Regions from separate parts of the Homo sapiens genome. Here region 2 is linked to region 1. Evidence: read pairs that join two places in POLR2A ChIA-PET (ENCODE). Cell type or tissue: HepG2. All regions are shown on one strand.

Region 1 (2,500 bases):
AGCTACATGGGAGGCTGAGGCCAGAGAATCACTTTAACCCAGGAGGCGGAGGTTGCAGGGGGCTAAGAACACGAAACTGCACTCCAATCTGGGTGACAGAGTGAGACTCCATCTCAAAAAAAAAAAAAAAAAAAAAAAAAAGGAGGCTGGGCGCAGTGGCTCACACCTGTAATCCCAGCACTTTGGGAGGCTGAGGTGGGCGGATCACAAGGTCAGGAGATCGAGACCATCCTGGCTAACACGGTGAAACCCTGTCTCTACTAAAAACACAAAAAATTAGCTGGGCGTGGTGGCGGGCGCCTGTAGTCCCGGCTACTGGGGAGGCTGAGGCAGGAGAATGGTGTGAGCTTGCAGTGAGCTGGGAGTTGGAGGTTGCAGTGAGCCAAGATCATGCCACTGCACTCCAGCCTGGGCGACAGAGCGAGACTCTGTCTCAAAAAAAAAAAAAAAAAAAGAGAGAGAGAAAGGAAGAAAGAAAAATAAGGGAGGGAAGGAAGGAAGGAAGGGAGGGAGGGAGGGGGAAAGAGGAAAGAAAGAGAGAGAGAAAGAAAAGCAAGGCAAAGAAAGAGAAAGAAAGGAAGAAAAAAAGAAAAAGAAAGAAAGGAAGGAAAGAAGGAGAGGAAGGAAGGAAGAGAGAAAGAAAGAAAGAAGGAAGGAAGAAAGAGAAAGAGAAAGAAAGAAAGAAAGAAAGAAAAGAAAGAAAGAAAGAAAGAAAGAAAGAAAAAGAAAAAGAAAGAAAGAAAAGAAAGAAAAAGAAAGAAAAGAAAGAAAGAGACAAATAGAGCTCTCTGGGACTCAGAGGCCCTGAGGAAGCTTCCTGGCTGAGGATACCACCCCCAAGTGGTCTCCAAGTCAGCCTGAAACATTCTTGCTGTTTGTGAATCACACTGGGAAACCGCCCTTGCAACATTTCAGGAGGCAAGAGCCTGGACCTTGGTCTGACTGCTGATTGACGGTGAGTCAGGGACCTTGGTCTGACTGCTGATTGACGGTGAGTCAGGGAAAAGGGCATCGGACAGGCAGCCGGGAGACGCAGGGCTTTGTGCCTTGTTCTGCACATGAGCCAAATGAGGAGGACAGATTCAGGCACTTTTCCTATTAAGGTGAAATGCCTGGGAGACCAGAGTTTGGCCCCAACCTTGTTGTCCTGACTTCCCACTGTAGCAGCCTCCTCTGAAATAGGTGATGATTTCAAGAGGGAATGCCAGGCTGGCACTGGCAGTCCCACTCTGAGATTTAAGAAAGAGCAAAGTTTGGCTGGGCGCGGTGGCTCATGCCTGTAATCCCAGCACTTTGGGAGGCTGAGGCAGGCGGATCACCTGAGGTCAGGAGTTTGAGACCAGCCTGGCCAACATGACAAAACCCCATCTCTACTAAAAATACAGAAATTAGCCAGACGTGGTGGCGCACACCTGTAGTCCCAGCTACTTGGGGAGGCTGAGGCAGGAGAATCACTTGAACCCAGGAGGTGGAGGTTGCAGTGAGCCAAGAATGTGCCACTGCACTCCAGCCTGGGTGACAGAGTGAGACTCTGTCTCAAAAAAAAAAAAAAAAAAAAAAAAAAAGAAAAGAAAAGAAAAGAAAGAAAGGAAAAAAAAAAAAGAAAAAAGAAAACAATATACAAGAATATCTTTGTGACCTTGGGGTACAGGAAGAGTTTTTAAGCAAGATCCAAAAAGTGCCAAGCCAAATAAAAGATTGATAAATGTTTCTACATTAAAATTAAGAAATCCTGGCTATAAAAGGGCACTATGAACAGAATGAAAAGTCAAGCCACAGAGATGATGGTTGGAATGCATATAAGCAACAGAAGGCTGAAATCCAAAATAAGCAGTAAGAAAGGCAGGCAACTGAGTCAAAAAATGAGCAATGACTTGAACAGGAAATTCACAGAAAATATGGAAATGCCAAAAAGCATATGAAAGAGTGCTCAATTTTATTTGTTATCAGGGAAACCTAAATTAAAAGCACGAGATACCAAATATCTAAAACTAAGAATGACATTACTAAGTATTGGTGCTGATGTGAAGCAACTGGACCTCATGCACTGCTGGGAGTGCAAATTGTTATGCCCACTTTGGAAAACAGTTTGACACTATCTGAAGTTGAAAATAATGCATTCTCTGTGACCCAGCTATTCCATTCCTAGGTATATACTTGTTATGGTCTGAATGTTTGTGTCTCCCTAAAATTCATATGTTGAAATCCTAACCCCCAAGGTGACAGTATTAAGAGGTAGGGCCTTTGGAAGGTGATTAGATCATGAAGTCATAGCCCCCGTGAATGGGATTAGCACCCTTACAATAAAAGAGGCTGAAGGAACTTCTTTGCTTGTTCTAGCATATAATGACACAGTAAGAAGGTGCCATCTATGAAAGAAGCAGGACACCAGTCACCAAATCTGCTGGTGCCTTGATTTTGGACTTCTCAGCCTCCAGAACTGTGAGCAATAGATGTTTACTGTTTATAAGTTGCCCAGACTATGGTATTTTGTTACAGC
Region 2 (2,500 bases), 340 kb before region 1:
AGTGATTGTTTCTTTGTTATAACCATTACTCATGAGCATGTCTGTTAAATAAAAGAAGCATTATTTTAAAAACTGATTGCAGGCAAAGTTTTACACTGGGCAAAGTCTTATTTTCATCATTCTTGAAGTTCTGGTAGTGAACCAGCATCTGTATTCTATGAATGGAGGAAGAATTAATACCTCTCCCACACACACATCCTCCTCCCCTTTATTACTCCACTAAAACGGAAGCAGAACTGTAGGTAAAGAGAGAACAAATCATTCAGATGAGTAGCCGTAGGGGCATCACCTCTGCGATCCTTTCTCTTTATTTTTGTTTGGCAATGTTAATCTCATCTAATGTCAGGTATGCAGATGCAACCAAATGTAACCACTGTTCTTTTTTAATTTCAGTTTGAACACACAGCTGTGCAAGGGCCTTCATTTTTGAATGAGGATTATTTTCACCTTCATGAAACTTTGAGATTATTGGATCAATGGTCATTCGGTTTTGGTGAAAGAGAAAGTCACTAGGAGAAAAAAAAAATCCTAAGTGGAACAAGAGAGTAAAGAACATTGTTATAATTCATATAATTCATTTTTCCTATAGGAATTCTGGAAATACTGGGGTTAAGGCAACAGTGGCCAACATAGAGCTCTACTACCTAAGACTTTCACTTTTTCCTTGACATGTATAACTAAGGCTATGTGGCCTGTTTGACCAGAACTCTAATGGAAGCTGGCTCTATTTTTTTTTAAATCAGACACTGTTGTCTATAAGTCTAGAAAACAAGATATACAAATAGGAAACAATATGTAAAATTGCAATTGAACACAGGTCGGGATGCTCACTGCTTGCAGAGTCTAACAAGAGCGAAGTCTGGTAGAAAGAAAATGATTTGATTAACCAAAACTGGTAAAGGGAAAGTGGCCAGATTTCTATCCAAAGGAATCGTTTCAATTTTTGAAGGGAAAGCAGAGGTTTAAAACGGGAAAACTTGATAAGGAAGGCATGTGAGAATTGTGCTGAGTACAATGTGGGTCTTGTTCTGGTGGCTCTCTTGGGTCCTAATCCACCTGGAATGCGGGCTGATGTCATCTCAACAATGGCCAGGTTGTTAACTAGCTGCCTTGAATTCGTCTCTGGAATTTTGCAGTTGGGTCTCCAGGCTTGGTCTGCCTATCTCAAGATTAGCCCCCGGAACTTCTAAGAAGGCGTATAATTAGATACTAGCATGCAGTTAGATAAATGTGAAGGGAGTATATACCATGAGAAACAGAGGGACCATGGAGTCTATATCAAGGCTAAGGGAAAAGGCTTCTGCAGTTTGCTTCAAAATTACGTCTTAAAACCCAAGAGGAAAGAAAAAAATATACATTAAAATGCAGTTTTGGGGGTGTGTTGTTTTGTTTTGTTTTGTTGGTTTGTTTGTTTGAGTCAGATTCTCACTCTGTCACCCAGGCTGGAGTGCAGTGGCACGATCTTAGCTCACTGCAACCTCTGCCTCCCGGGATCAAGCGATTCTCAAGCCTCAGCCTCTCATGTAGCTGGGATTACAGATGCGCCACCACGCCCAGCTAATTTTTTGGTATTTTTAGTAGAGGTGGGGTTTCACCATGTTGACCAAGCTGGTCTCGAACTCCTGACCTCAAGTGATCCACCCACCTCGGCCTCCCAAAGTGCTGGGATTACAGGCATGAGCCACCATGCTCAGCCCTTAAAATGCATTTTGAAGTTAAGGGACCCAGTTACAAAAGTAACAACTTCATTTTCTTTCTTTTCTTTGCTTTGCTTTTTTTTTTTTTTTTTTTTTTTGTGACGGAGTCTTACTCTGTTGCCCAGGCTGGAGTGCAGTGGCGCAATCTTGGCTCACTGCAACCTCCGCCTCCTGGGTTCAAGCAATTGTTCTGCTTCAGCCTGTGACTACAGGTGCACACCACCAATTTTTGTATTTTTAGTAGAGACAGGATTTCACCATGTTGGCCAGGATGGTCTTGATCTCCTGACTTTGTGATCCGCCCACCCCAGCCTCCCAAAGTGCTGGGATTACAGGCGTGAGCCACCGCACCCAGCCAACAACTTCATTTTCTTTTCATGTATCCTTATTGAACACTGTGTACCAAATACAAATTCCATGATGGACATGGAGATACAAAGCTGAAAAAGACTGCCGGATACGGTGGCTCATGCTTATAATCCCAGCACTTTGGGAGGCCAAGGCAGGCAGATCACCTGAGATCGGGAGTTTGAGACCAGCCTGGCCAACATGGAGAAACCCCATCTCTACTAAAAATACAAAATTAGCCGGGCGTGGTGGCACATGCCTGTAATTTAAGCTACTCGGGAGGCTGAGGCAGGAGAATCACTTAAACCTGGGAGGCAGAGGTTGCAGTGAGCCGAGATCGTGCCATTGCACTCCAGCCTGGGCAACAAGAGCGAAACTCCGTCTCAAAACAAAACAAAACAAAGTTGAATAAGACATGGTCCCCAAGCAGGGAGAAGTTATTATTGCACTCTGAA

What was found. ChIA-PET counts read pairs that join two places held together with the same protein. Peaks named below come from ENCODE experiments on the same cell type or tissue, not always from the same donor. Only the 100,000 strongest peaks of a DNase experiment are listed, where the experiment ranks them.
Region 2: POLR2A ChIA-PET joins it to region 1 with 5 read pairs; 4 of 35 experiments call an interaction of 5 or more read pairs at or near these places.

What each region holds. Positions count from the first base shown.
Region 1 is chr2:25,996,367-25,998,866 of GRCh38, reverse strand. No RefSeq gene overlaps it. Among named protein-coding and RNA genes, the nearest start is that of KIF3C, 15 kb to the right of the region's middle. In HepG2, a CTCF peak has its summit at 849 (motif pointing left); a DNase peak (open chromatin) is centred at 956.
Region 2 is chr2:26,338,410-26,340,909 of GRCh38, reverse strand. All of the region lies in intron 1 of ADGRF3 (adhesion G protein-coupled receptor F3), which reads left to right. Among named protein-coding and RNA genes, the nearest start is that of SELENOI, 6.5 kb to the left of the region's middle. In HepG2, no CTCF peak of the experiment used is centred here; a DNase peak (open chromatin) is centred at 1,039; H3K4me3 peaks cover 766 bases.